4 separate regions of the Homo sapiens genome follow, and all the other regions are linked to region 4. A link is a loop called in an ENCODE intact Hi-C map of the cell type or tissue named here. Cell type or tissue: endothelial cell of umbilical vein. All regions are shown on one strand. Region 1 has its middle 22 kb from the start of TBX18-AS1. Region 2 has its middle 44 kb from the start of TBX18-AS1. Region 3 has its middle 37 kb from the start of TBX18-AS1. Region 4 has its middle 100 kb from the start of LINC01611.

Region 1 (5,000 bases), 92 kb before region 4:
TCAGCATTTCTGAGGGGCAGTGTAACAGGCAATAAGAGCGCTGACCCTGAACGCTGGCTCATATCTCATTTTCTCCATTACTAACTGGGGTGACCATGGGCAAGAATTGCAACTTCTCTGTGCCTCAGCTTTTTCATAATAGTAGCTGCTCCACAAGAATTCTATAAGGTTAGAATGAATTACTATATACAAAATGCTTAGAACAGGGCCTGGAAACAGTAAATTTTATATAAGGTTCTTTTTTTTTTTTAATTTTCATCATTATGATCTCCCAAGAAAGGATATAAGGGAGGTACTTTTTAAAAAAATCTTGTATTTTTATTTTATACTCTCACTTTATGAATAATTTGGCTGTGTATATAAATCTAGGTTGAAGATCGCTTTATTCACCTGAGACTTTGAAAACGTTTCCATTGTTTTCTGGCTACTTAGGGTTCTTTTACCATTCCACGTCCTGTTTTTTTGTATGTAATCTATTTTCATTTGTGTTTGTTTATTTTTTTTCTGTTTAGTTTTGTTTACTCTCTCTGGAAATTTTTAGTATCTCCTCTTGATACCTAGTTATTTCACTATTTCATAAAGATATGCCTGTATATGGGTCTTTCTAAATGATTGTGCAGGCAACTTGGTGAGCTCTTTCAAATCTGGAGATCACATCCTTTAGTTGGGAGAGTTCTTCTATGTTTTTATTATTATTATTTATTTCTCTCTAGTTTTTCTGCATGATATTTCTGGAACTCCTATTAGTAACATATCTACCTTCCTAAAGAAAGCCTCTGGTTTTCTCATCTTTTGCCTTCTCTTTTTCATCTCTTTCCCTTTTCATTTTAATTTTGAAGTATTTCCTCAACTTTACTTCACAGCTCTTCTATTGAAACTTTTATTTTAGTATGTTTCATATTTCATTAAATTTATTCTTCCCTGAATGGTCCTTATTATTTTTTTTTATACTTTTACTTTCATTTCAGAGGTACATGTGCAGGTTTGTTGCATAGGTAAATGTATGTCATGGGGATTTATTGTACAGATTATTTCATCACCCAGGTATTTTATTTCATCACCCAGGTATTAAGCCTAGTACCCATTAGTTATTTCTCCTGATCTTCTCCCTTCTCCTATCCTCCACCCTCTGATAGGCCCTAGTGTGTGTTGTTCCCCTCTATGTGTCCATATGTTTAGCTCTCACTTATACGTGATAACATGCAGTATTTGATTCTCTGTTTCTGCATTACTTTGCTAAGGATAATGGCCTTCCGTTCCATCCATGTTCCTGCAAAGGATATGATCTCATTCTTTTTCATGACTGCATAGCATTCTATGGTGCATATATACCACATTTTCATTATCCAGTCTATCGCTAATGGGCGTTTAGGTTGATTCCATGTCTTTGCTATTGTGAATAGTGTTGCAATGAACATACATGTGCATGTGTCTTTATAATAGAATGATTTATATTTCTTTGGGTAAGTAACCAGTAATGGGATTGCTGGGTCAAATGATATTTCTGTCTTTAGGTCTTTGAGAAATTGCCACACTGTCTTCCATAATGGCTGAACTGATTTACACTCTCACAAACAGTGTGTAAGCATTCCTTTTTCTCCACAACCTTACCAGCATCTATTGTTTTTCGACTTTTTAATAATAGACATTCTGACTGGTGAGAGGTGGTATTTCATTGTGGTTTTAATTTGCCTTTCTCTAATGATTGATCAGTGATGTTGAGCTTTGAGCTTTTTTTATATGATTGTTGGACACATGTATGTCTTCTTTTGAGAAGTGTCTGTTCATGTCCTTTAGGAACTTAAATTTACAAGAAGAAAAAAGACCCCATTAAAAAGTAGCCCTTATTATTTTTAATAACATGTTATAGTTTAGTGGCTACTGTATCTTATATGCTAATATTAGTGTTTTAGAATTGTCCCAGTTCTTTTCATTGCTCTGTTACATCAAATTCCCTGTTTACTTGTTTGTTTAGATGTCTGTCTTCCATGTTAGAGGCTTCCCCAAAGAGTAAACTTCCGCCATCCTGGACAAGAAAGAGAACTTGTAAGATCTAACTGCTTCTCACATAAACTTTTAACCAATCATGCTGTTTTTACTTCTGCCCCTGACCTTTTGTTATCTGATGTAATGTCTACATTCCATAGCCAAATTTTTGCCCTTCTCTAACTTTGCTTATCTTTAAGAAACAGGATGTCTACTGTAAGAATTTCCCTTTGTAATCAGACCAGCTGAGACTGGTTAGAACCAAGATAGCCTATCAAATGACTTAAAAAGACCTTACGCTTCATTATAATCTCATTTCCATCTAGATGACACTCTCACCAGTGCCATGACAGTTGATAATCACCATGACAACAACTGGAAGAAGTCATAAAAGGAAAAAAGGAAGACAGCACTACTGGTTCAGAGAAGTTTACCACCCTATTCTGGAAAAGGCATGAATATTGCTCCCTTTGCTTTTACTGTACAAACCCTTCATTAAAGAGACTCTATATTTTAACCTCGTCATCCTTCACTAGTTGAGAAGTTGATTTGCAAGCCACATTCCCACTTCTCTATTCCCTGGCTATTGAATAAATCTTGCTTTGCTTGATGCTCACTTTTGGTTTCATGTATTTGCTCTGCAATACGTAATTGGAAACATCCCATCTTTTGGGGCTACCGGGCTTTTTAGTAATATTTTGCTTTTATAGAAACTTGGAACTCCAATTCCTGGGCCTTTCCCCAGTTCAGTGACATGAATTGCTTATGTCTTAGTGTCTTTCTCTCTTCTCCCCTACAGGCACATAGGTTTCCTCACTCTGTTAAGTCAATGTTCACTCTTCCTTTTAATTTTCTTCTTCAATTTTTGTGGATATCTTCATTTGCTTCCATCTTCTGTAATGTTTTCTTTGTTTCTCTGTGTTATACTTTATTATTATTTATTTGCTTATCATGCTCTAGCCTCATTTTAATTGGCTTCCAGGGGAGACTAGAGATAAACATATGTGTTCAGACTATTATGCTTAACCTGAAGTCTGTAACATTTTTCAATAAACACTTTTAAAATTCAGAACATTTATTCAGTGCCTACTATATGTCAAGCTCTTGGCTGAGAAGCTGCTCCTTGAATTTTTAGTGTTTACAATGATTATTGAAAATATATTTCAGGCTTCATTAAACCAAGCTCCTTATGTATTTCTGCCAAGTAATAAATATATTAAGTAAGTGATTCTTTTTTGCCTGTTGCAGTTACTGAATATGTCCAAAAAGAAAACATTTAAACAGTATTATGTTATAAAGTTTTCATAAGTCAGATTGCTTTTCTTCCAACTAGTGTAATTCAGAGTGCTTTTTACTTTTCGGTCTTCGTGCTTGTGAGTGTGTATATGTGTGCAAGTGCGTATATGTGTGTGAGTGTGGATGTATGCATTTGTACCTATAAGTGTATGTGTGAGAATGTGTATATGTGATGTGTGCCTGTGAGAGTGTGCATGTGTGTGTATGAATGTACATGTGTACAGGGGCATAAAAGTGCCTATATGTTTATCTATGTGTGTGACTGCGTGTGTGTGTGTGTGTGTGTGTGTGTTTATGGCACAAATAGGAAACAACTCTGCTGGTGACACTAACACCAAGGTCCTCATAATCCCTCCATGCTCCTGTTCCTCCACTTATAAAACTAGAATTACCATTCGTCTTGTAGATACTGAAATGCATCTTATTATAAAACACTGGGAAATAGCTCTATTAGACATAAAATAAACTGCTGCCTATAAAACTGGGATTAATGAAATGTTAGAAGCAAAGGTGTTTTTACTCATGAGGCTTATGTTCCACTCAGGCAGGATTACTGGGTCTGGATTTGTTCTTGCTTCCTGGAATTATATTGCTTTTCCATTTGAGAACCCAGTCTCCAGTTAAAGAATTATGTTGATTAGCTACCAAGGGGTTGCCTTTGTTCTTTGCCCAGAGGACTGGTGGCAAAACAGAGAGAGGAAGAAATTGGAAAGCAGCTCATCTTTAGTACTAAAGGGCCTCCAGGGAGTTCACTGTAAAAATTAAATAAAAGTGAATAAATAAAACTTCCCTTAAAACCTTGCTATGTAACACCTGGAATGTTCATATAACTATGCAGCTATCTATTCTACATTCAGAGATATAAAGGAAAGACTTCTTTTAACCTGATAGCATAAGGTTTTAGATAACAAATATGCCATCCTTCAATCTCAAGTAAAGAAACACTTACTTCATTCAACAGTTAAGTGAGCTGCTATCTGGCCCTCATTATATCTGTGATTTAGAAGGACTATCCAGGCCTGTGTTGTCCACATCAGAGACTACCAATATAAAATGCAGCAAATGGGATTTTTATCTTTCAGCACTCCTCAGAGTTGTTGCACAAGATACACTTCTCAGTCTGCATATCATCAATCTAACGCAAACTATTATCTCTGCACAAGAGACTAAACCGAAAGCTCTTATGCTCAGCATCATACATAAACATACCTGACACTCACAGTTCCCGGGATTCCTTGAAACTCTCTGGGCCATGCAAGATGTTCCATGCCGTGACAAACCTGGGCTGAAAGTAAAAGGGCACTATCTCATGAGAAGTTTGTTGACAGGTTGGGGAGTGAACATTTCACCAAAAATCAATCAGTGATTTGTTCCCAGGCTTCCAAATTAGCTGGCAAATGCTGGCATATCAGTAGTAATATTATCCTTAAAAGTCAAGCTCAAGGTTCATACTTTTGGTTCTTGCAATTAAAAAGATATGCATGGAAACCTTATATTGTTTTCATTTGCTAGCAATATTATTTACAGATTCTAAAAAAATTGAATTTAAGCCTCTTTAAAAAATTATAAGAATGTTGTATCTTTGGCAAAGCCCAGAATAATGGGCAACTTACACCACCATTTTGACCTTGTATAATTTGACATGTTATCTTGCTTTTTAAAGTTTTCTTCTTACAAAACCATTTTCAGGGTGAATGTTCAACACAGTTCTAACTTTT
Region 2 (5,000 bases), 71 kb before region 4:
AGACATAGAAGAATTGACTCATAAACCCAATATCAAATTATAAATCTAAAGGTTTTTAATGAGCTTCAAATATGAATAAATGGAATTGGATATTCTTTAGAGATTTGTATCGTGATTGATCATTACACTTCTTTACTGTAGAAACATTTGCTTTTATCTAAAATATATTATGGGCCATTTGGAAACAGAATGCCCTCACTCTCAATATCCGTCCTCAATTGGGAATTATAGAAGAGAATTGCGTTGTGTGCTGACCCACTGATTCTGTGCATGAATAATTGTAGGGTTATATCCTGCTCACAAAATCAAGTACATATCAATAAATTGCATATGAGGGAATTTTTATCTGATGGTTGAGAATGAGAAGGGAGTACTGGAAGTCTGAAGAAAGCAGAGAAGTTTTTATATAGTCATTATAGAGAACAGAGGGTGAACTGACCAAGAATGGTGATGCCAGGATGGCGCAGGAGGTCGGTAGTCTTGAACTGGTCTGCTTCTTTAAGAACTATTCTATGTCTGTCTGCAGGTGCACAGAGAAGGGAGGAGATCGTATTCACCCAGGGTTGGGTTTTGCTAGGCAAGCTGGTACAAAGAGATGAAGGATGGTTGGGAGCTCTGATCCACCTCCTAGATAAACTTTATCTTTGAAACTCTGAGGAGTTAATTCATAGCATCTTAACAAACATAAATCCAAACATTAATTCCAACAAAATGAAGCTTCCTTTTTCTCTAACTGTTGGACCAATTTTAAATGCCATTTTAAAAAAACTAAGTGCAAAGATTTCCAGTGCTGAGATTACTTAATTGTGAAGATACTTCGATTTTGTAGAAAAAACATTCTCAAAATCAATGCTTTCTAGTAGATCTAGCCATTTTATGACTTGGGCCTCCTTAAGGAACTGAAGAAAACTGCATCCATGTAAACATTTACAAAAATTTCTGAACAATTTCAATGATGAAGTCCAAATCAAGAATGCACCAAGCACTTTAATAAAATTAGTTGGTATTTTTGTCCCTTAACATTTACTGCTCCTCCAATAGTACGCCAATTCCATTTTGTGTCTTGGTGGGGAAGTAAAGCAAGATACCCTGACTTCCTCTAACCAAGAGGGAGTCATATAGTCCAAACTAGACCAATCAGATTTTTTTCTCCCTAACTGATCAATCATTAGCCAAATTGCAAAGATGATGGAGGAGGTGAGTGAGGGGTAAAATGGCTAAAAGGCATTCACTTTTTACTGTTAGTAAAGAAAATTTATCTATGTCAGATAGTTGAGCACTTCCTTTTGACTAAATGCCAGTGCCATCCTGTGCTTGTTCTAGTTCCTATCCTGTTTCTGAGCCTTATCCTCTGGCCTTTCAAACTTTTTTCTCAACTGCCCACTGTCTCTTCAATAAATTTTATTTCATATATTAGCCAAATTTGTTAATTGTTGCTTAATAGTAAACAACACCAGGATAATCTGACCCAATTCAAACTCTATATGTCAACAATGTAACTTTGATGGGGGAAGAGCTCAGATGATTGATCTTTATTCAGAAGAATGATTTTGTATTTAATTTTCATATGTAGCAAAAACTCAGTCTTCCTTAACTTGGCCTCTTGATAAGAGCCATCTGGTAGGTCTCAACGTATATGTTCCTCTTGCAAAGGTGTATGCACATTCCTTGGTGTTCTAGTTCCACAGAGCATATTTCTCAATTTTATTTTATACAGATAGCTATTATAAACATTTTAGGATTTGAATATAAATGTTGGCGGTAATTCTAATAAGATTCCAACCACAGGAAAATTGGACTGGGAAGATTTTTTTCCTACAAGCATATGATGAACTTTTCATTTATCACTAGCCAGAGATCAATGAAATAATTAATGTCTTTTGATTTAGATTCTTTAGACTGGATTCAAAGTGAATGCTAAACTTATTAGTTGAGTCTAATGGTAGGTACAAAAGACTGGAATGGCAAGATACAAGATAAGGATAGTGGACGTATATAAAAGCCTTCTCTAATTTCTTTAGTTACTTTCTATTAAGCTTTTTGTTGTAATGGATACCAGAAGGCCATTAGAAGTTTGAAATGAGTCACGACTGTTCCATGCATGAGCAATGTGTCTTGGCCAGAATGACAATACAATTGGGAAGACAAGAGAGACTAGAAAAGGAAGCAAACAACTTCCTAAGCTCACTCATATTAATAAAATATTATTGAATTCATTCCATCTTAATTAGCTGGTCATATACAACTCATATAGGTTAGACTGAAAGTTAGTCTACTTTATATTTTAAAATGACTGTGCTTTATCGTTCCCAAATTGCAAAAGCAAAGGTTTGCCAGATAACCCATCAAGCTCTGTGCCAAGCTTCCTCTAAGCAAACCACAGACCTGATTCTGCTGATCTATATCATTGGCGAAGAATAAGTGGACTTCTGATCTTTTAAGTTTCTCAAAAGATCCATTTGAATATGTGTCTATTATCAAAAACCACCCCAATCTTTTTTTTGTAAACATATGGAGCATAAATAACAAAAACTAATTTTAAAAAATTTTTCAGCTCACCTATTTCTAAATTTAGTTAAAACCACCTTATGTTTGCAGTTCTTCCTTGCGATTTCCAAGTCTATACATTACTTTTCAAAGATAACAGTGTTGATTGTTTCCTAATGGCATGGAGGAAAGTAGCAAACCTCTTTAGGAAACTAACTCAGAACCTTACCAAAATTCTGAGAAATCCAGGCATGTGCCTAGTTCCTCATATGTTTCTAGCATAGAAAGTGGCAGCTTCTGATCTTGTCCCTAATGTGTAAAGAATGTTTCAATACTTTTGTTGAAGATGAAGGAGAAGAGAAATTTTGCAAAAATGTCTGTTGTAAAATGCCTGGAATAAGAGAACTGGCATTAAGTGCTAAGAAGTATGAGTCAGAAACAATCATTCATTTCCTCATTTGGTAAACAAACATTGAATGCCTGCCCTATACCAAGCAGTCCCTCCAGTGAGGAATTCAATGATTAAGAAGTAAGTGAACAATTACAATATAATATACTAAGTTGTGCTGGGGAAAGCAGGTGCTGCAGGAGCTCAGAGAAGGAGCAGGACTCAGGTGTTCATAACTAACATAGGAAAGATTTAATCAAGTAGCAATCTGTGAGTTCAACTTATGGGAAAATATAGTGAGCAGGCACTACCAAACTACAAAGATGAAACCCAAGGAACCATCGTCAAAAAGAACTCCCAGAGAGGGAGGGAGAAATGGATGCATGTTGAGTGGCAAAGATGCAAGTGAAGGCAAAAAGGATAAACAGCAGTTCTGCAGCTTTATTTCTTGGGAGAATCTGGGAAGCTTGTTTAAAATTCAGGTTCCTGGGTCCCATGCCTAAGACTGTGATACAATAGGTCTGGGGAAATATCAGGGAAGCTGCATTTTTAAGAAGCATCCCGTATAATTCTGATTCAGGCAGTGCCTTCCGACCACACTTTGAGAAGCACTTTGTATAGTCGTAAGTCTCTGTCACAGTGTGGTCCCTTCTGCCTGCTCACTTCGTCCAGATCTTTCTGAGGACAATATTACTAGATTTTTCTCAGCATTGAAGCGAACTGGTATTCTATAAATTTCAACTAAACAGATGCTTTTATTTATTTTTTTTAAATCAAGCATTTTGAAAACATAATGTGTTGGGGACCAAGGCTGCTGCTCAGCACTTCCTCTCTGCCATTCCCACCTTGCCCTGTTCTTGGAGAGCAGGCTCTGGATGCCAGGTTCAGTGTAGCCTAAGTGTGAGCTACTCCCTCAGTAATGTGGATGCTATTGGCAGCATAGCAAGTATAACCTTTGTCTAGAGAATCCATTTCTTAGCTCATATCCCCTCTTCCCCAGGTACCTTTCATGACCCCTATGGAACATGTGAAAATCCCTCTGCAAGCAAAGTAAACTCACATCCTGGCTTTGATTGAGAATTAGACCAACAGAAGGCATACTGTGCAGCACTAGCTTCCCATAGCAAGGATGGATCCTAAGGTGTGATTTATAGTAACACCACTCTCTTCTGTAGTTTACAGACCTCTTTCCCTGAGCAGTGAGTTAAACATGTCTTATTAACACTGGCAATTTTAGCACTTCCTTCCTCATGTCGTAACAGCTACTTCTATAAGGATTCTTGTTAAGAAACAACGCCCAGATATTGACAGACTGCAGAATTTTGCTGCAGGCTTTCCCAGGGCTGTCCACTAATTACTCTGGTCTAGTAAACTTGGTGAAGCCCAAGATTCAAATACATTTTAAAACATATCGCTTTTTAAATGTGTGTTTTTGAATGAATCAGTTTTATATTTTAAGACACTGCATTTTTAAAAAATTATGAATCATTATAAACACACATACAATGAGAATTACATAATAAACCTTCTTAGACTCATTACCAAAATTTAAAAATTATCAAGATTTTCCATTTTACTTCTATTGTTTGTTTGTTTTCCTGAAGTATTTGAAAAGAAATCCTACCTCCAATGTCATTTGATCTTTAAATATGCTGACCATTTCTCTAGAAAAATGGGGATTTTCCTACCTACTTAACAGTGTCAATATTACCTTTATCAACAATAATTCGTTGATGTCATCTTGTGCCTGGTCCACAGCACTTTTCCTGAAATGTCTCAAAATATCTTTTTCCAATTGTTGTTTGGTTTATATCAGATAATAGTAAGATCCACACATTCACTTTGTGAATAATTCTGGAATTGGGTTTATGAAAGTGACCAATCAAATCATAAAGTTTTATTTTTCTGAAACAAGCACACAGTATGGCACTGGTTCTTTCTGTTATCTTCCTTCTTTCCTCCCACAAATCTTGGGAGCAAAAAAGTCAACCTCTTTTTTCTCAGGCCATCTTGCATATCATGTTTGTGAGGCTTAAACACAAGAGTAATATGAAGTCAAACCAAATCAGCTTCACAGAGATTCCCTGAACCTCCATTGCAGCTTTTACGATGAAAATGGAAAGAG
Region 3 (5,000 bases), 78 kb before region 4:
ATCCTAGCAGAGGTGCTCTAGACAAGTGGTTCTCAAAATGTGATCCCCAGATTAACAGCAGCAGTATCCCTTGTAAACTTGCTACAAATGCAAATTCTCCAGCCTCACCCCAATCCTACTGAATGGAAAGCTTTGGATGTAATGCCCAATAATCTATGTCTTAAGGAGCTCTCTAGGTAATCTTAATACATGTTCATGTCTGAGCATGAAGTCATAGAGCCCTCTGAGAACCACTTCTCTAGACCAACCAGACTGCCAATTGCCAAATACATAAGTGGGGCCATTCTAGACCTGGGGTAGGCAAGGCACACAGTCACAGCCATGTGTTTACATATTGCCAATGGCTGCTTTCACACTACAACAGCAGTGTTGAGTAGTTCTGACAGAGAAAACATGGCCTGAAAAGCCTAAAGTATTTACCATCTGGTACTTTATAGAAAAAGTTTGCCTACCACTGTCCTAGACCAACCACTTCCAGCTGTGTCACTGGCTAACAAGAGACATCAGCCAAGCTGACAAGGATTTTTAAAAACTAGCCCATCTAACCAACAGAATTCTGAAAATACAATAGTTTGTTGTTTTAAACCATTAAAATTTGGGATGTGTTTGTCTACATCAAAACATGCATTTTGAGTGCAAGACAACCAGGTGCCCAAATAAGGTTACCTGTCAGAAAGTTGATCACTAACTCTCACTGCCTTCTAGAAAATGGTTCCTTTGCCCTTCATCTCCAACCACCCACCCATGATCAAGGCTTCTCTTTGTTTGGTGAGTACAATAACCTTTCATCACATTTTAATGTTCAAATTATATTTATTTAATTTACAGTTATTATTATTTCTAGAAATTTAATCATTCATTTGATATATTTTGCTGTCTGTAAAAATCCTTTAGTATCTTGGATTCGAGTGGAACATATCATTTTAACCATTAAAACTAATGGAGATATTTGTGTAATTAAATGCCTTTCCCTTAGCAGTTGAGTTAGCAAAAATAAAGTTGTTAAAAATATAAAATCTTAGAAGAAATAGAAGGTGGTAGTGGTTATGTCTCTGTAGTGGGATTATGAATGCTTTTATTTTTTGTATGATTATATATTTTATTTTCTCATTTAAGTATTATTTTTAAATCAGGACTCCCACACTCCACAACAGATACTACTCATGTTACTTTTTCACTTGAATTTAGTCATGTCCTGTGTTCCGAAAAATATTGCATATATTTTACGATTTTAAATGACTAATGCCTGGGTTTATCTTTAGTACTTTATTATGTATTGAACTTGAGGTGTTTGTGGTGGGAGGAGGCCTAATTTGAGATATAAAATAGATAATTCCAAGTTGATTTCAGTCACAAAGCAGGCAACAGAAAGAACTGCCTCTTTGGTTTGGCCGTGCTATGGTCTGAATATTTGTGTCTCCCCAAAATCCATGTGTTAAAACCTGACCCCCAAGGTGATAGTGCTAAAAGGTAGAGCCCTTGGAGGTGATTAGGTCATGATTGCAGAGCCCTTGTGAATGGGATTAGTGCCCTTATAAAGGAGATTTGAGGGAGCCTTTTTGCCCTTTCCTCCATGTGAGACACATATCAGGTGCCATCTATGAGGAACGAGCTCTCACTAGACACTGAATATGCTGACTTTTTGATCCTGGACTTTTCAGTCTCCAAAACCATAAGCAATAAATTTCTCTGGTTTATAAGAACAGGTCTAAGGTATTTTGTTACAGAAGCCTGAATAGACTAAGGGAGGCCATTATACATGGCAATGATTGAGACTCTGAGACTCTGCCGTAGGGAGAAAGTGAAAAGAAAACATATTTCCTATTTGATAGTGTTCTCCAGATCCTATGAAAATAGAAAAGGAGGAAGTAGGTTTTAATGGGAATAGGAAGGTCATAAAGAAAGACATTTTGTGGGGAATGAAAGAGAAAGTTTAAGAACACTGCCAAGGTACGTTGAAAAATTCTCTTTTCTGTATCCTTTCAAATCTAGATGAGATCACCAACCAGCTGGTACTGTTTAGATGAAGAACTTGTTAGAGACAGAGATATGGGCAAAATGACCTGTTGAACCTTCCAGCCTTAGAGTTTTGTTAACATGAACTAGGAGTGTGAGATTTAACAAGTAAAGTTTTTCCTTTTGTTTCAGGTTAAATATATTGATTCCTGATTATTCAAAGATGTGCGTCAGTATTTGGGATTGGTTTGGATTTCCACTCATGGACAGATCCTAATAGTATAACCTGCAAGCATTCTGTGTGCAAGCTTTACTGGATAGATTGTTAATTGCATTTGCCAGCATGGCTCAAACGAGTCATGAATCTAATCAGAAGGCACGAGTCTATTTCAGAAAGTCCAGCTAGACCTTGTAAATTCTGGCAGCAGTAGTTGAGGTGTGATGCTAGAGGTTATATGAAAATACACTCTGTACCACTTTTAAAATGTATGAAAGTGAAAAAGAAACCATAAGTTTTTGACTAAATTAGAAAAAATATAAGTATTTTGTTCAGAGACCTATAAGATAAGGCAAGTCTACTTTGTTTTGTTAAGGCTATAGGATTTTTATGAGGCAGAAGATCTCATCAGTTTGCTAGTACCACAGATGGGGTTGCTTGGGACTGATTCAGAGAAAAATGTCTGGAATGGATCCAGATTTCAAGCGGGGGAAATAGCAGGAATTGCTTTCTTCTGACTATGTTCAGTGTTTTCAGTATAAATCACTTATCAGCCAGAGGTCCTTGTAACTTATGTACTAAGGTATTTTTTGTGTGTGGAAAAAACAGTAACAGGGGAAAAATTAACTAATCTCTTTAATAAAGCTCTGGTATTCAAAGTTCTTTTGGGCACAATTGCCAATATTTTCACCACCCAAGATGAGGTGAACTAGCAAGTCCATTGGGCCTCATGGTCTTATATTCTTACAACTGAGATGACAGCTGTCACTCACATGCAAAATCTCCTATTGCCATAATATCCCCTGTGTTATCACTGTGCTTGAAAATAAACAAATTCCAAACTGGAAGGGTTTGGCTTAATTAATAATAAGATTTTAGGGCTTTATACTGGTGTGAAATTACCCGGGGCTATTCCAAAAACACCCTAGACACTATCCTTCTTTTTCTGGAACTGATTTTTCTCAGGATTTCTCTTTGGCAGCTACTTAGGCTAAGATTGCTTGGGTGCTCTTTGGCCTGGAGAAGTCTATGTTTTGGTTGGTCTCATCTACCAAAAAAGGCCTCTTATCTCTGAAACTATTTCAACTCTTCCCAAGAATTTAGACCTAATAGTAGGGTGTCTTCTGACGACCTTACCTAAAGTACTAGAAGGGTGAATAAATCACTGTAGCAAGTGTCTGGTAGACACAGCCACATGCTTCTTGGGAGCCAACTGCTGCAGGTATTTGTCTCTAGCTGAAAGCAAAACCAAACTTGCTGATTGGCTGGGAAAGAAGGCAGGAAGCAGATAAGAACTTGACCTCAGGCTTGGTGTCCAGGAAGGGCCTTCATGATGGTGCCACACTGCTCTGAATGTTTCAGCTGATGGTAGGCATTTAGTCCTTGGCAGGTGTTCACCTACCCAGGCAAAACAAATCCCAGTGTCAGCTCTCTTTTGCATTGCATGCTGAAAAGTACTGTAGTAGATTTCACAGGAGGACTCTGTTCTCTGAACTGTAAAGAATAATTGGAATTATCTTAGGGGGAAGAAAAAAGAGAGGCCCTGAGAAAGAAGTTCATGAAAATGGAAGTGCTAGTTCTAGAAGAAATCTCAAATCTTATGTTTTGTTTAATATGCCATACTTGCCTCATAATGGGTGGAGAGTAGAACTGTGGCCCAGGTAGACATGACGTCCTCCTCATCATAGGAATTGTTTTTTAAACATCCCCTATTTGCAAGGAACTTTGGTAACAGAAAGTTGTGAGAACCAGTCCCAGTTCTCAAGGAAACAGACTAGAGGAGGATGGCTAACAACAGTGGAAGCTGGAAGGAAAAATGGAATTGGACAAGGCAGGAATCGGTGAGCTCTTAATATGTGAGACCATGTTTCTCTCAAGCAGAGAGAAGGCAGTTTAAGTGTGAGTTTAAAAAGTGCCCATAAAACTTATGGTTTTATTCTTTGTTTTATTCTGCCTTTAATTTTAAGGAAAATTACCTGTGTGGACTATGATGGCAGAGAAAGGTGATTATTGATTCATTTACTGAATAACCCTTTGGTTTTCACATTTGAGTGGTGTTAGAATAGGAAAATAGAACAAAGTCCACATAACCTGACTTAGTTTTCAGGAATCTGTTATTAGAATATTTGAGTTTAACTGGCTTATGCAATTAATTTCCTCTGCTTTTAATGACTTAAAAATTCTTCAGATGCACTGTCTTTTACATTTTTATTCTCGATGACATACTGTATTACATTGGTCTACTCTAAATCCCATCTGGACTGAGTCAAGAGGGGTTCCATATGAGTGGATCAATTATTCATTACATATTGAAAATGGCTACTTTATATGAATGCTGCAGCCCTATAAGTCCTGCATAAAATTTAAATGATTCTATTGACTCCTAATTAGCAATTACTTTTATCAAAAGGAGGATTACAAAAGATATATGCTATAGTCTGAATGTTTGCATTCCTCCGTTATTTATATGTTGAAAGCTAATCAGAAATGTGGGTGGTAGGGCCTTTGGAAGGTGATTAGGTCATGAGGGTGGAGCCCTCATTAATGGAATTAGTGTCCTTATAACAAAGGCCCCAGGCAGCTGCCTTGTTGTTTTCCACTATGTGAGGACACAGTGAGAAGACACCATCTGTGAACTAGGAAGCAGGCCCTCCCCAGACACTGAATCTGCTAGCAGCTTGATCTTGTACTTTTTAGACTCCAGAACTGAGAGAAAGAAATTTCTGTTGTTTGTAAGCTATCAAACAGGCTGACAATGAGCAACTAATTATATCTTGATAAACTGTGGAGTGTTCTTCACAGGCTGTCTATCTCCTAATTCTGTTTC
Region 4 (5,000 bases):
GATCGAGACCATCCTGGCTAACATGGTGAAACCCCGTTTCTACTAAAAATACAAAAAATTAGCCGGGCGCCCGTAGTCCCAGTTACTAGAGAGGCTGAGGCAGGAGAATGGCGTGAACCCAGGAGGCGGAGCTTGCAGTGAGCGGAGATCTTGCCACTGCAGTCAAGCCTGAGCGAAAGAGCTCTCAAAAAAAAAAAAAAGAAAAGAAAAGAAAAGAAAAGAAAAATTAAAAAATACATAGGTTGACTCAAATATAAAACCAATATCACTGCGGATCAGAAATGGAACAATGTACCAAGTATGGAGCAGATAAGCCAAGAAATTTCAACCAGTGTTGACTAGGGGAGTTTAACCAATGTTGGCTAAAAGGAACCAAAACTGCTTCAAGTAAGAGAAGGACAGAGCCCAGTCCACTGATTGAAGCCAGGGCCTGGAAGCGCAGAGCATAAGCCACGGCCCCTTCCCCAACTCTGTTTCATGAAAGGACATAGAAAAAAAAAAGCCAATTACTGTTTGGAGCTATCTATGGCTTAGAACAGTCCCAGGCAGTGAAAGGTCAACACATATTAGACATCATCCTATAAACAGGAATTGAACTAAATGGCCTACTAGCTTGGTTACTCAGTCTGCTATATCTCCAATGTTACCATGGGCCAAAAGCCTGGACATGCCACCACAAGATCTGATTCTGGACAGGTCTCTAGAGAGGCCAATGGAGGTGGAGAAATATTAGTAGGGAAAAAGGGAAACACATAATAACAAGGAATGCTTCACCAGGAATATGTTAAAATTATGTACCCTATATATACCATTGAGCTCTATAAAACAAAACAGAATCATAAGGAGATGTTGACAAATTCATAGATGTAGAAATTTTAATATTTTTTGCTTTGTAGCACACATATGTCACATCAAGATATCTAGAATATTTGCTAATTCCTCATCACTGGGTTCAATCAGCATGATGTCATCAGTATAGATGATCAGCATAATGTCCTGCATGATAGATGATGCCATAGAGATGGACAGATTATGAAAAACAGTAAAAAACTGGCATGGCTCTTAGATGAAACTGCGGAGGGTGCTGCTGTGCCTGGTAGTTGAAAGTAAAGGGTGTCTGGTAGAATTTTTTAATAAATAAAGAGAAAAAAATTTCTCTAAATCAGTTTCTGCAAACCAAGTACCACAGCAAGGGTTGATTCTATTCAGCAGAAGACTGCATCTGGAACAGCAGCTGTAATTGGAATTACATCTTGATTAACCTTATGATAACCCATGTCATGCTCCAAGGTCCTCCTGTTTCCTACAAAGCCAAATAGGCTAGCTTAATGAAGATGTAATAAGAATTGCAAACTCTGCATTTTTAAAATTTTTGATAGTGCATTAACTTCCTCAGACATGTGGTGTTGATTTATTTACTTTTGTTATTTTGATAGAGAATGGCAGCTTTAGAGGCTTCTGCTTGGACCTTCTACCAGAATAGCCATTTCTCTGCACATCTAGCAACTAATATGGGCATTCTACAGGTAGCTGGGTATGTCTACTCCAGTTATGCATTCAGGCATGGAGGAAACAACCTTGGTCTGGATTTGGGACCTCTGGACAGACCCAGGCCAAAAATTCATTTGTTATTTCACCTTTTGACTATTGGACCACCATGTGATTTGTGACCCCTAGGAATTAGCAACAGTTCAGAGCCAGTATCCAGTATTCACTGAAAGTCTGAAAATGTACATTTTTTCAAAGACAAGTTACCTTGGTAAACAGCTACAGCTCACTTTGAGAAAGGCTAGGAGGAATAGTCTTGGTATAAATTTTTGGAAATGTAACTGAATTCTTCCTCAAGAAGACCCTGCCCTTTCTTCATCCAAAAGGGTCTGGCTCAGGCCTGAGAATTAAGTGAGATCATGGTTTTCCACTATGGTGATACAGAACAGGTTTCTATTTACCAGACTTAGAGTCTTTGCCACTTATTAACATCCTATAAGACTTGTACAGGCTGCCTATCTATTTCAATCAAAGGGACACCATGACCAGTTAACCACAGGAAATCTCTGTGTGAGTCAAACTATTCTAATTGTTTCTCCAGCCCTAGTACCCATTAGAGTAACCACACACACTTTGTTTCCGGTGGTTAATTGCTGCTGACATCATTGAAGAAAAGATTCAGTTATCCCCAAACAATTCAGGGAGACTTTTCAATGTCAACACCTGCTACTGTCATCCATAACCTGCACAGAAGTGTCACTATAGGGCCTTTCAAGGATGCTGGTGCTGTTTCCTAATGTACTTTTCAAAGTTTAGGTGAAAGGAATGCCTACTGGACCCACTAGAAAACAGAATTAAGCGGGGATGACCTTGTTACATCTAATATATCCATATTATTTCTAGCACTCTGCAACAGAAATGTTATAGAGAGCTGTTTTGCCTCTTTATGCTATCTATGGTTTTCTTTCTTTATAGTTTGTTAAGGAAGTTGTAGTATCTCACCCTTTATTTACTTAATATAGGCAATCATTTAATATAGCCAATCAACCCATCTGTTAGATACTAGGTCTGAAAACAGGGTAAGGTGATATGAGTTCTTGAGGATAATCCACTTCCCCTTGCAGGAAAATTAGTCTAGTGGGTGTTGTTGATACTCTTTAGATAAGAGTAGGTTAATGGCCTCAGGGGAGCAAAGGCAGCTCATAGTAACAAGGGATGCCAGTGGGATATGTGATTCAGTGATTCAAGTTACACAGCTTCACCAATATCTATCTACTCAAATGTCCCAAAATCAATCCTCAGAGTTTCACTCTATCTGAATCAATGCCATAACTTTAATATAAGAGGCATAGGAAGGTTGTAAATTCATTCAGTGTTGTGATTCGGTGACCTATGGTAGAAGGCCTTCGTTTTTAGAAATTTCAGCCATACAGCTCCAGGAAATAAGGATTCTCTCATATCATTTATAGAAGTTGTCTAGTTTTTCTGTTTGTGGTTTAAACTGTAAATTCAGTCACCAAGCTTGTCTTTTTATTTTGCATGTTCTACAGTGCAGTCATAAGTAGCCAGTCCAATGCACAGCCCTACATTTTTTTAATCCATATTTTATTTAAATGCTACATGGTTTCTCAAATCCTAAACTTCTTTAGTGATTCAACTTTGACAACTAGTGAAGAAAGTTTTTAATGTAACAGTTTTATAATACATACACAACAAGTACACAAATTATAAGCAATCATTTTGATGAACTTTCACAAAATGAGCACACTCTTGTAATCAATACCCAGGTCAAGAAACAGGACATTATCAAAACACCAGAAGCCAGTCGTGCCCTGCTTTAGTCAATAAAACATTCCAAAATAAAAACTATCTTCATTTTTAAACCTATAGGCTAGTTTTACCTATTTTTAAACTCTTTGTAAATTAAGTATACAGATTATTTTTTAATTTTCATTTTTATTTTAGATTCAGGGGTACATTTGCATGTTTGTTACAAGGGCATATAACGTATGGCTGAGGATTGGCTTCCACTGGTCCCATCACCCACATAATGAACATAGTACCTACTAGGAAATTTTTCAGCCCTTGTACCTCCTGCCTCCATCCTCCCTTTTGGAGTTCCAGTGTCTATGGTTCCCATCATTATGTCCATGTGTACCTAAAATTTAGCTTCCACTTATAAGTGAGATAATGTGATATTTGTTTTTCTGTTTCTGCATTAATTCGCTTAGGATAATAGCCTCCAGCTGTATTCATTTTGCTGCAAAGGACATGATTTCATTTTTTTGTGGCTGTGTGGTATTCCATCATGTACATGTACCACATTTTCTTTATACAGTCAACTGTTGAGGGGCACCTAGGTTAATTCCATGTCTTTGCTATTGTGAATAGAAGTATGCACATTTTAAAATCACCTTTATAGTCCTAGAATAAACACTTGTTTGATTTCCTAATTTTTTATTACTTTTGAATTTATGTTCATGAGAAAGACTGGTTTCTAGTTTCCCTATATTTTATTGTCCTTTTGAAGTTTTGGCATCACGTAAGAGGCATAGGAAGGCTTGGCATCATGGTCATGCTGTACTTACAAAATTAATTGGGAAATACTTCTGCTCTCTTTCTATTATCTCAAAGAATTTGGATCAGACTAACATTATTTCTTCCTGAAATATCTGGAAGAGCTTATCAGTGAAGCAATCTAATCCTGGAGTTTTCTTTGTAAGAAGATTTTTGTTAACAGCTTTAATAAACTGGAAACATATAAGGTATAATAAATTTCTGTCACCACAACAAATTACCACAAATTTGGTGACTTTAAACAACAGAAAATTTATTCTTTCATAGTTTTAGAGACCAGAAGCTTTCAAAATCAATGTGTCTTCATGGTCACACTTCTTCCAAAGACTTCAGGGGTCAGTCTTTGTCATTGGATTTTGGGTTTACTCAGATAATCCAAGATGATTTCATCTTGAAAGCCTTAATTTAACTGTATCTATAAAGAACCTATTTCCAAATAAGGTCACACTCACAGATTCTAAGTACACATATCTTTTGGGAGAGGCCAGCATTTAACCCACTACATAAGGCTAATCAGATTCTTCTACTTATAAATAAATATATATATATACACACATAATTTTTTAAAAAAATTTCTGCATTTCAAGATATCAAGCAAATAATTTTACAATTTTGACTCTATTCTTAGAGTTTTAGTAAGTTTTGTTTTCTAATGGAAACTTCTATTTTGGCTTAGAGTTCAAAATATATTGATAGAAAAACGTTTATTATTATCTTTTTAATGTCTATACAGTCCATACTAATGTTCCCTTCCTCTTTCTGTTGATGGTAATTTGTTTTTCCTCTCTTTTTCTTTTATTAGTCTTGCTAGAGGTTTATCAATTGTATTTATCTCTTCAATGAACCAACTATTGTCTTCAATGATTTTCTCTTCTAAATTCTTTCTGTTTTATTGATTTATATTCTTATCTATTATTTCCTTCTCTTGTTATTTA

Evidence for each region. Hi-C counts contacts between places; a loop is a spot of excess contacts. Peaks named below come from ENCODE experiments on the same cell type or tissue, not always from the same donor. Only the 100,000 strongest peaks of a DNase experiment are listed, where the experiment ranks them.
Region 1: it touches region 4 in a loop (4-fold over the local background); 3 of 110 quality-filtered maps call a loop at or near these places.
Region 2: it touches region 4 in a loop (5-fold over the local background); 3 of 110 quality-filtered maps call a loop at or near these places.
Region 3: it touches region 4 in a loop (7-fold over the local background); 3 of 110 quality-filtered maps call a loop at or near these places.

Annotation. Positions count from the first base shown.
Region 1 is chr6:84,665,017-84,670,016 of GRCh38, reverse strand. No RefSeq gene overlaps it. Among named protein-coding and RNA genes, the nearest start is that of TBX18-AS1, 22 kb to the left of the region's middle. In endothelial cell of umbilical vein, no CTCF peak of the experiment used is centred here; a DNase peak (open chromatin) is centred at 2,236; H3K27ac peaks cover 1,840 bases.
Region 2 is chr6:84,643,106-84,648,105 of GRCh38, reverse strand. No RefSeq gene overlaps it. Among named protein-coding and RNA genes, the nearest start is that of TBX18-AS1, 44 kb to the left of the region's middle. In endothelial cell of umbilical vein, no CTCF peak of the experiment used is centred here; DNase peaks (open chromatin) are centred at 2,115, 2,935 and 4,055; H3K27ac peaks cover 3,204 bases.
Region 3 is chr6:84,650,218-84,655,217 of GRCh38, reverse strand. No RefSeq gene overlaps it. Among named protein-coding and RNA genes, the nearest start is that of TBX18-AS1, 37 kb to the left of the region's middle. In endothelial cell of umbilical vein, no CTCF peak of the experiment used is centred here; DNase peaks (open chromatin) are centred at 1,857 and 2,657; H3K27ac peaks cover 3,228 bases.
Region 4 is chr6:84,572,576-84,577,575 of GRCh38, reverse strand. No RefSeq gene overlaps it. Among named protein-coding and RNA genes, the nearest start is that of LINC01611, 100 kb to the right of the region's middle. In endothelial cell of umbilical vein, no CTCF peak of the experiment used is centred here; a DNase peak (open chromatin) is centred at 2,075; H3K27ac peaks cover 1,461 bases.